Linked DNA regions of Homo sapiens: all the other regions are linked to region 3. The links are chromatin contacts, found by Hi-C in ENCODE. All regions are on one chromosome and are shown on one strand. The core of a region is the stretch at or near the end of the contact, and the rest is flanking DNA. Distances in the headings are between cores, read along the strand shown. Region 1 holds the start of DPYD (dihydropyrimidine dehydrogenase). Region 2 holds the start of BCL10 (BCL10 immune signaling adaptor). Region 3 holds the start of ZNF644 (zinc finger protein 644).

What was found. Hi-C counts contacts between places; a loop is a spot of excess contacts on that map. Pooled maps may share reads with other maps.
Region 1: a map of CD8-positive, alpha-beta T cell shows a loop between it and region 3 (19-fold over the local background). The contact joins the promoter of DPYD here to the promoter of ZNF644 in region 3. A Hi-C loop is called at or near these places in 2 of 168 maps with a recorded cell type or tissue (CD8-positive, alpha-beta T cell and naive thymus-derived CD4-positive, alpha-beta T cell) and 8 of 50 pooled maps.
Region 2: a loop to region 3 is called in a map of B cell, with 27 times the contacts of the local background. The contact joins the promoter of BCL10 here to the promoter of ZNF644 in region 3. A Hi-C loop is called at or near these places in 1 of 168 maps with a recorded cell type or tissue (B cell), 1 of 37 single-sample maps with no recorded cell type and 10 of 50 pooled maps.

Annotation. Positions count from the first base shown.
Region 1 is chr1:97,919,775-97,923,467 of GRCh38, forward strand. DPYD (dihydropyrimidine dehydrogenase) reads right to left here and starts at 1,260. Exons shown (of 23, transcript NM_000110.4): 1 at 1,110-1,260. The coding sequence starts at 1,148. RefSeq lists a silencer at 1,066-1,465.
Region 2 is chr1:85,274,943-85,278,198 of GRCh38, forward strand. BCL10 (BCL10 immune signaling adaptor) reads right to left here and starts at 1,690. Exons shown (of 3, transcript NM_003921.5): 1 at 1,354-1,690. The coding sequence starts at 1,410. It overlaps BCL10-AS1 (BCL10 antisense RNA 1), which reads left to right and starts at 1,416. Exons shown (of 2, transcript NR_045484.1): 1 at 1,416-1,855; 2 at 2,699-3,146. RefSeq lists enhancers at 883-2,082, 1,288-1,990.
Region 3 is chr1:91,020,490-91,024,187 of GRCh38, forward strand. It overlaps ZNF644 (zinc finger protein 644), which reads right to left and starts at 1,546. Exons shown (of 6, transcript NM_201269.3): 1 at 1,501-1,546. It also overlaps the pseudogene RPL5P6. RefSeq lists enhancers at 803-1,352, 1,353-1,902, 1,903-2,452 and silencers at 1,136-1,205, 1,536-1,765.

The DNA of each region.
Region 1 (3,693 bases), core at 10-2,509, 6.9 Mb after region 3:
ATGTCCACATAATACACTTTGGCTCTTGTTACTAAAATGATTTTTCAAACCAAGTTATGGAGCCTGGAGAAAACAGGACTACTTCCTCCCAGAATATAAAGTTTCTTCAATTACGGAGGCAAAATGTGGCAAAAGCAGCTATTTTGCAAACAGGTGGTTTGCAAAACTTTTACTTAAGCCGCCAAAAGGACTGACGAAAGGAAAATTTTGTTATTTCTAAAGAAAACACACACACACATAATTTTCTACCAGAGTAGAAGACTCAAATAAAGAAAAGCCCCAAACAAAACAGAAAACTAAAAATCAGTTTGTCTTAGCTCAAAAGTGCTGACCTAGGTTTAGTATGTGTAAAATCACTGTTGATAATTAAATCCTTTTCATCGCATATATTAAGATACTAGAGAGAAAGGAAATGCCATGTCGTTTCAGGTAGGACCTTATTTACATAAAAAAAGATTTTTTTTAACAGAAACGGAGTGCAAGAGGGAATCAAAAACCGTTGAGAGGAGAGAAAAATACAGTTAGTTTTTCTGAGGGCACTGCATTTTTCATGTTCTGAATACTTCGTTCCATTCTCTCCATGTTAAATTATTTCATAAACAATACTATGACTAGAGGCGACTGCTACAGCTGACACACAGATGTTTTATTTCTATGCTTCACCTTTGCAAATAGCAGGATTCAGCTATTGGAAATGGGGGCAGTGGAGGTGTCCAGAAACGACATACAGGAGGTGAAGGGGTAGAACGTGTGGGAAATGGGCACTCCTACCCCCTAGAGTCCACCTCTCTGGAACTCCAGTGCTTCTTCAGTCACTGACATTCAGAGGAGGACAAGACAGGCTTCCTGAAATCTCTTCCGAAGTAAACAGGTCCCGACGCAAAGGGCAACCCCTCCAGTAGCGGAAAGTCCTCCCCTGAGCTCCCCGCCTGCCCACGCGGGCCTGTGGCTCCGCGCTCCTCCGCTCCCCCGCAGAGCTCCCACGGGGGAAACTTTCCCGCGTCTCTCACTCTCCGGGGTGCGGGGGCCGCGGGGGCCTCCCCGGCACCTACCCGCAGAGCACTCCCCACCACCCCGCCACCACCGACGAGCCGGCGCGAAGTCCGTACCTCGATGTCCGCCGAGTCCTTACTGAGCACAGGGGCCATGGCAGTGCCTACAGTCTCGAGTCTGCCAGTGACAAACCCTCCTTGCGTCCTCAAGCTCCAGCCAGAGAGCCAAGTGACAGCAGCCGGAGCGCGAGTCGAAAACAGGCAGACTAGGGCCGGCGGCGCGGGGGCGGAGCGGGCGCGGGGCGGCAACGCCCCCGGGGCGGGGCTGCGCTCTCGGTCCTGCGGCTCCCGCGCCAGGCACGGCAGCCGCAGCCCGGCCTTCCCAGTTCAGCCCGCTCCGCGCCCCAGCCTGCAAGCAGAAGGGAGGGAGGGAGTAGAGCACCCGCTCTGGGGACTGGCCTTTAATCTCTAAACTGCTAAAAACAGAGCTAGGCAGGCGGGGCCAGATAGGAGGGATCCCCAGGCAAAGGTAAAAGCAGTCCGCGCTCCAAGCAACAACTTGCACTTTTTCTTTTCTTCCACAGAAACCCCGCGAGATGTAGATACATTGTTTGAGGGGCAACTGCATTTTCAGGAACTCCTCAAGGATGAAATAGTAGATGTTCCTCCATCCATCCACCAAGTAGGTGGGCGGGGTTTGAGCTGCAGTGGAGGATACCAAAGCACCGGTCTTCTGAGAGTTCACAGCCCCAGCGGGGAGGGGAGGGAGGCGAGCAAAAACATCCACAGCCCGCAGCAGCATACAGGAAGTGCTGCAGGTGGTACATAATCAAGGTTGTCTTTTTGCAGGAAAGTCTCATTTTAATGGTTATTTTTTTAAATATTTTTTATTCTAAAACGTGAAACTCTTTTGAAAAGTTGCTCTTCGTTTTTGCTCTAGAGCTTGCTGAGGAGAAGGGAGAGATTTCCTGTAGAGTTGGTCCCAATCCAGAAAACATTCACCTCGTTTTTTGAGGATATGTGTACTCCAGACCTCTCTCCTTTTCTCCCCGCCCCCCCCCCACCCCTGTTAGATGCATCCCACCTCTCTTCTACCATAACACTTTCTACTTCCGTTAGGACATTTGCGGCACTCCTTCATGCACTTGGCTAGGTAGTGACACCTTGGAGTCAAGTATTTCTCCCTTATTATTTTTTCATTAGTCCATTCATCGTTTTATTCAACGAATATGTTTATTGAGCATTTTCAATATGCCAGACACAGACACTGTGCTAGGTTCTCCGGATATAGTCTTCAAGAATACACATCACTGTCATGGAGATTATACTCAAAATAAGCAAGTAAGAAAATGTGATGCCTGCTTGTAAGATAAAAGAAAAATAGGACAGAATAACTAGGGTATGGGTACCTTGCGTGGTTGAGAAGGCTTCTCTGAACAAACCATCAGATTACCTTCCAGAACCTGGAAATTACTAAAAGACAGATACATTTTTCTTGAATCAAATATTAACAGACACTAGAAAGTTAAATGGAAACCTTAGAATCATCTTTGACTCCTTTATCCTTATTGCCTCATTTAATCTATGCCCAAACTCTCAGAAGTCAACCTCCTAAATAGATTTTGAATCATTCATTTCTCCATTTTGCTGCATCCACCATGGTCCAAGCTACTGGTATTCTAGCTTCTATTCTTACCTCATATCCATACCAGATTGAGCTTTAGAAAGTATTAACTGGCTCATGCCATACAACGATACATCCACACACCCAGGTACCCATGGTATAAATCCTTCAATGGTCCATTGCAGTCAGAATATAATACAAACTCCCTAGTAACCGCTGAATAACCTGCTCTACTCCGCTTCTCCGCCACTCTTGCCCTGACTCATTATGTTCCAACCACAAGGTAATCTTCTCATCCTCCATCCACTTCTCTACCTTTGCACATTGCCCTCCACTTGGAGCTCTTCTTCCCCTTCTACTCATCATTTAGGTCTCACTGAAGCCTTTATGATCTAACCCCATCACCAACAAAATTACACCCACTCTGTCTTTTTCATTATATTTCGTCTTCATAGACTTTTCAAATGTTGTTTAAATATTTATTTGAATGTGATTCATTTAATATATGTCTTCTATTTAGAGAGGAAGCTCCAGGAAGAGGGGGCCCATGTGTACTTTTATTGTTTACTGGATACTCAGTTCCTAGCTCAGGACTGAAGCATAAGAGACCAAGAACACTTGGTGATTGAATGAACAGAGTACATTCGTTTATACACTGGGCAGTTCATTTTAGAAACTTTAGTTTCTCTGCATCACATATTCTCATTGTCCTACTTACTGCTGAGAAATAGGTCACAATATCTATCAATGAATTTGTAGTTAAAATGGGTCAAAATAACTACTTATCTTTTCATGGAGTAATGTTCCAAAGTCAGATGTTCCTGCATCTCCCTACAACCACACCTTACCCACTTACTCTAGATCCTCTTGGAGATATAGAGAGATAGATAAATCTATCTATATCTATTTTTCTATCAGTCTATATATATAAATACACATATAAACACCCAAATACATACATACATATACACACATATGTATATATTGAGAAAAGATATACACATATAAACATATATAAATTTACAAATATAATATATATAATTATAATACATATGATTTCTTCCCCAATTTAATCAG
Region 2 (3,256 bases), core at 440-2,939, 5.7 Mb before region 3:
CCTGGAAGCCACTCTTCACATCTGTACTTGTATACAGATCTTATTTCCTTCCACTTGTAATTTCTCAGTTCCTGTTTTATTAGCTGTAAAATGGGAATGGCAATTATCTTCTTTAGAGGTTGTTGCGAAGGTTAAGTGGGAACATTGTAAACTGTGTGACACAGCATCTGGAACATAGGAGGCCTAGCTCTTGGAAGTTCAAGGTTTTACTGGCACTCACCATGAATAAGACAACATTTATTCTACAGTAGTTATTTATGTTCCATTCTTATCTCAACTAGAATGTAAAGCAGGAAACTGATCTTCATTTTTTTGTATCCTTCCAGACCCAAGGCCAGTGCTTTCCATATAGCAAGTGCTCCATAAATCTCTGTTGAATGAGGAAACTAAGCACAACTCCCAGTCATATCCAGTTTCCTTCTGCTGGTGAGTCACACCAATTGTGAGTACAGTGTAATAAACCTTACAGGGAAGAGGAAGGGATTTGAAGTGGATGAACATTTAAAAAGTTGCCATCCTGTCCAGTTCATCAAAATGACTTTGTAAAAGTACTGCAGTGTTCAATAAGAACACGTTTCATGTTGAGTTTCTGTTTTTCATTTGACTTCAGATAAAGTATTTTAGTGATACTCATATAGGTCTCATCTGACAAAACAAGTAAACGCAAAGGAAAAAGAATGTCATATCTCAACAAAGCCATTCGTTACGAATAAATATGAAGGTTTATGTGGTTCTGCACCATCCGAGAAGAGCATAATTTAGCTACTGAATATTTTCGACGTTTACCTGTACATTAATTCTCAGCTACGTGTATTCACTCCCCCAACCCCAATTTAAATATGTGGGCGTCTGCTTACTAGGGGAATTCCAGGTTGTGCTTTCAGCTGTTGAGCTTCCTCAAGCCCCCTTATGCAAAAGAGCTTCACATTTTTGGTCCACTGCTTGGGATCCTTCACCTGGTACAGCCTTCGCTCTAGGCTGAGTGAGCAGCCTAGGCAGCCTGACTTAAGGATGAATCTGAGCCGCCAGTCCCTAACGAAGCATCTCCAAGAACCCAGTTGGGGGGAAAGCATGAGGAGATGGGTGAGGAGTGGGCAAGAATCAAAACACCACTTGGCAACAAAGCCCAAGCTCTGCGTTTAGCGATGTAAAACCTGGATTGACAGATCACTGGAGGATCACTGCCACCAAGGTCCCTCGGATGCAGGGCTCGCCACAGTCCTCCTGTGCTAGGACTTTCCGCTCCTCCGACCTGGAGGATCCTCCTTGTCCTCGGACTCCAGGCTTCCGCTTTCGTCTCCCGCTGGGCTGCAGCCCGCCCCCGCCCGCCCTGGGCACAGCTGCGTTACTCACGTCCTTCTTCACTTCAGTGAGGTCCTCCTCGGTGAGGGACGGTGCGGTGGGCTCCATGGTGGAGGCGGGAGATGGCGCTTCTTCCGGGTCCGGGAGCTCGGGCTGCGCCGCCCCGCCCTGGCTGGGGGCTTCGGCCTCCGGGTAATGGGGAAGAAGGAGAGGAGGCGGAGCGGGTCGGGAGAAAGACGGCCGCCCCTTCGGGAACAGAGGGACTCGGGGGTCAAACCGTAGCGCTTCCGGCCCCGCCTCTGAGGTCGACGGCGACGCGAATCTACGCGACGCGACGCGGAGCTCGGAGCAGCGTTCCTTCCCTCTCGTAGAGGCTCAGGCGCAGGCACCGCCCCACGGCGAGGCGCGTCGCTTAGCAGAGCCCGCCCTGTCTCTGCGGCAGCCTATCGACGCCAGCCCGCGGGCCGATCCTGTTCCCGCCCCCGACCGGAGCCTTTCGGGTGGCTCCGCCCACAGCGGGCGTTTCCTCAAGCCACGCCTGCGCAGGTCGTCGGTAAGTGGCCCGGGTTAGCTTCCTCATAAGGCATCGTTTCCGTGGGTGGGGTCCGTCAGTGCCCAGGCAGCTGGCACTCTCAGCCTTTGCTGCCTGCTCACTTCGGGGGAGTCCGGTCTGGGCTTGTCAGTACCTTGGGTTCCTCCCCTTTTCCCAGACCCTGCCCTACAATTTCCTGTTGTTACGTTTGCCAGTTACTGTTTTGGTCACACACAAACGCACTCATACACACATACACATGCATACACACAAACAGCCTAACTACAATACTAAACAAATTTTTGAAAGAAAAAAAGAAACCACCTACAATCCCACCACTTTAACACCTCATTTAACGTTTGCATACTTTTTGGTCACTGTTCATTATAAACATAGCTTTTCCTCATTAGTTAATCTGTGTAATGGAGATAGATATGCTTACCTTTTAGGGCTGCCGGGATCATATGTAAAGTTCTTAAAGGTAGTTGGGCACACAGTATGCACTCAACTGATTATTTATTTATTTATTGAGACAGGATCTCACTCTGTCGCCCAGGCTGGAGTGCAGTGGTGCGATTCTCGGCTCACTGCAGCTTCCACCTCCAGGGCTCAGGCGATCCTTCCACCTCAGCCACCAAGCAGCTGGGAGTCCAGCTAGTTTTTTTGTATTTTTTATAGAGATGGAGTTTCGCCATGTTGCCCAGGCTGGTCTCAAACTCCTGGGCTCAAGCCATCCACCCGCCTCGGCTTCCCAAAGTGCAGGGACTACAGGCATGAGCCACCCAGCTCATCCTACTCAAACATTTATTGAGTCCTTACTAATATGTTCTAGGCAACTTATACTATGAGTCCTCCATTTTATAGGGGGAGACTGATGAAGAGACGACTATCCCCAGACCGTATTTTAACTACTATGGCGCTGTGTAAGAAGCAACCTGAGAAGTGTGGATGAAAAGCTACAGGTAGAGCCCTGGGCCCAAGACGGTGGCTTGGACAACATGCTAAATAAACTATAAACTAGATGGTATTTGAAGCTACGAGAGTAGATAAAAATGACAGGAGGACCAAGGAGAAACTTGGGAACGCCAATGTTTAAGAAACGGGAAAGCAAAAAAAAAAAAAAACACACACAAAAAAACAATGTAACCAGAGCCACAAAAACCAGAATCACAGCAAGGGATTCTGATGTTTACATTATGTCCTGTTTCCATGTTGACACATTACACAAGGACAGTTTTTTTCTAATTGCTTAATTTTTCATCATCTTCCATCCGATTTACTGAACCATCCTTAACTTTAGGATGAATCCTTTCATTTAACAAATGTGTTTTGAATGTCCACTATGTGCCAGACACTGTTCTAGGTGCTAGGAAAACAGCTGTGAACAAAACCAATAAAAATCTCTTTCCTCATGGAATTTAT
Region 3 (3,698 bases), core at 296-2,795:
ATACCACTGCATTAATACTAATCAAGCTTTATGCTTCACCAATTAAAATGTCTAAGCTAGATTATAGCCTTATTATAAAAACGAGGTTTTTCTTAGCAAGCCTACCAAAATGCAATATTACTGCCATCAAGTTCCCTAGATACTTACACATGCAACTGAAGGCAAACAGCCAGGTTTCCTTTCTTTGAGAAACTTTAGTTGTCTATTTTTTGAAATGTTTTCCTTCTCATGGGACCAAAAAATGTTTACAACTAAAGCAAACTACTGCAGGGAGGGAATACACAATTAAAACAAATCTACCATCCAGATGCAACAAGCGTGGAATTAGGACTGGACAGGATAGTCGGCGGTGTTGTGATACTTCTGTTGAAATTATTAACAAGACAAGACCATCATTCGCCCCCAATTATGTTTATCCCCTCGTTGAGTTTGATGATCACACAAAATCTGAAGTCTAAATATAAACGTTTTTATATTCAAAGTCAATATTCAAGAAAACTTTTCCACTAATGTTGCTAAACCATAGATGGATCCCAACAAGAGTTGTCTGTAGAAGTCTCGTAACAAGTAACCTTTAGCTCCACCACCTAAGTTTCCAATCACTGAGAAGAGTCTGGGACAACTCATCTTCAGGTTCACGGGAGAAGTGGAGCACACCTGCTTTCCTCTGGCAGAGTAACTTCCCAGGGACACAAAGGCCAGAGAATCAGACCTGGAGAGGCAAAAAGCTTTAGCTGGACACCCACCAAGCCCCTGGCAACCCAAACACTTCGAGCGATTTACCTCTTGCTGTTACTTCCCAGGCACCTAGCCGCATAAGATCTTGCAGGACGGGGGGAGGGGAGGGCTATGCGGTCCTGTCCCAAGTAAGGGGAGGGGTGTAGACAGTTAATGCCAGAGCCAGCGTTTCTGGCCACAACCGAGCAGCCTCAACGAGAGGGGTTGGTGACTGCTCTCGGCCCGCCCCGTTACTCAGTGCATTGCAATGGCGACCGCCAGGCTCCCCAAGCCGCCTGATCTCGGCCCCTTCCCCCTACTGCTCACTGGCTGCTCGGCTTCATGTGACTAAACAAAACCCCCAAGTCTAGTGCCCAGCTCAGCCCCTTTGTGTCCGCTACCGGATCCTCCGACGCCGCAGCGGAAAGCCCCCCCCCCATCCCCCCGCCGAGTCCCGCCCCGCGGCGGCGGCCGCCGCTCACCTCAGGCTCCGTGGCCCCCAGCGACCGCCGCGGCCGCCGCCTCCCCGAACCCGGGGCCCGGGCTCCTTGTGTAGCACCAACTCCGCCTCCTCGGCCGCCGCCGCCATCTTAGCCTGTGCGGCAAAATGCGTCCTTTTGGATGGCTGGGACCCAGCCTAGGGCGTAGCTCCCCGGGCCCGAGAGCCGGAGGCCGGGTCCCCCAAGTTCTTCCGCCACCCTCAGTCCCGCCGCTGCCACAGCCCAGAGGCCCGAAACCCACTCGGGTCCCAGCGAATCTGACCAAATAACCCCTGAAACTCACAGTTTGGTGCCGTGTGCGTCAAACCGGGGCGACGTTGGGAGCACGCGGCGTCCCCGCGTCACACGCCGCTCTGTACGCTACTCGGCTCCAGCGGCCCCCCTCCGCTCCCCGCTTTTCGCCTCCAGCCCCGGTTCCCACGGCGCAGGCGCGCTGCTTTCCCGCCTCTGCCGGGCTGCGGGCCGCGGGGGTGGCCAGCGAGGAGCTCCCGGGAAGCTTCGCGCTGGTGGAGCGTCTGGGCCAATTAGACAAACGAGGGCAGCGGAAACAGTGCACCACTGTTCTCGGGTGCCAGAAACCAAACAAGGTCACCTCCCCCAGCGCTGACCTAATCACTCCCAAGGAGGTTCCCGCCCCAAAGTAGGCACGCTCCAAATATGGTGGTGCCCAAACTCTGCAAGACCCAAGCACTAGGCATGCCTAGGCCCTTTAAGGTGGAACAGGCCCAGGTTTGAGTTCCACGATCACGAGCGTGCAAAAATCTCTGTTATTTTCCTCTTGTTGAGGAAAACAGCAATATTTGCCAATCACAACTGTGGAGTAATGGCAGAGGGAAGGTTTTAGGATCTTAAGGGGGCAGATTGTTGGGAGTTGCTTGATGGCCAGGCAAAGCATCAAGTGTGACATCTCAGTTACCCGGACAGCCTGCCCTGAAAGGTGGCCGAGGTTTGCTCCAGTTTGACTCTCTGAGGATACTCTCTCCCTGCATTACTGAAAGTGTCGTGGTTCTACGAATTAAAGTTATATAAGAAGCATGTGAGATGCTGGTTAACCCTTCAGAGAATCAGTCCCTAGAGGGTTCTGGAAATTTTCATTTTTAACAAGACTTCACCACAGGATCCTGGGGCAGAGAAACACTGAGTGGGCTATTCTTTTGTTTTTCGACTGAGCCAACGAGAAACTGCTAACATGTTTAAGATTAACCAAGAGTTCTTGAGAAATCTACTGGTCCCGCCTTAATTATTTGGCTTCTCTGAACCTCTGTTTACTCATTTAAAAATTTAAAAATAAAAAAGTTTTCCTTAGTTGTACAGCTGTCATTACTGTGGCCCTCCAAACCCTCAAGATGTTATTGACATTCGGAAGAATATACCATAACTGCATTTATTTGACAAGAATGAGAAACATTCTCTTTCCTATGGAATGATGCCTTCAGCAACAGCAAACGTAGATTCCAAACAACAAATATTTGACTAAACACATTAATTGCTTCATTACTTAATAGCTAACACTTTTGAGTGCTTACTGTGTACCAGGCATTGTTCTAACTTGCTCGATTTCATTGTAACCCAATGAGACAAAGAGGAGTAAGGTGATTTTCTCGAAGTCATACAGTTCTTTGGGCTCTTTAAAATGCAAATCTCCTGTCTTCATTTACACAAATGTGTAAACAATAAAATATAAATACGTATATATTTGCAGTCAATGGGGGAGGGGTGCTCTTTGGATCATTTCGTTTGCAGAATCCATTAAAATTGGACATTCTCAGTTTACTATTGGACTTACTACAAAATATTATGTACTATGGAAATTCTTACATTATATCACTGTAAAAGCAGTTACTAAGAAAATAACTGTCATTAATGTATACCACTGACTAATGTGCAGACAAATCACACAAGCAAATAGAATCATTCAGAACTCAGCCATGATCAGGAACTTGTCTCACTAATGAAGCTGTTTTTTACACTAGAACTCAGCAACTGAATTGTAATACTGTGGAAGTCATAATAGCAGTAAAAGTAATCATAGTAATTATAATAGTAGAAGTAGTAATAGTTGATGAAACGCTGTACAAAATGGATCTCAAAAGCTTCTATGAATGGCAGAAAATATAATGACAGAAAGCTTGAATAAGGTAATGCGAAAAGAAAAAAAAATACACGTGAGTTCTCTGTCTAGCCGCAGACGTGGGTCTCTGTTCTGCAGGATGGGGTTTGTAAAAGTTATTAAGAATAAGGCCTACTTTAAGAGATATCAAGTGAAATTTAGAAGACGACGAGAGGGTAAAACTGATTACTATGCTCAGAAACACTTGGTGATACAGGATAAAAATGAATACAACATACCCAAATACAGGATGATAGTTCGTGGAACAAACAGAGTATCATTTGTCAGATTGCTTATGCCCGTACAGAGGGGGATATGATAGTCTGCACAGCATATGTACACGAACTGCCAAAATATGGTGTGAAGGTTGA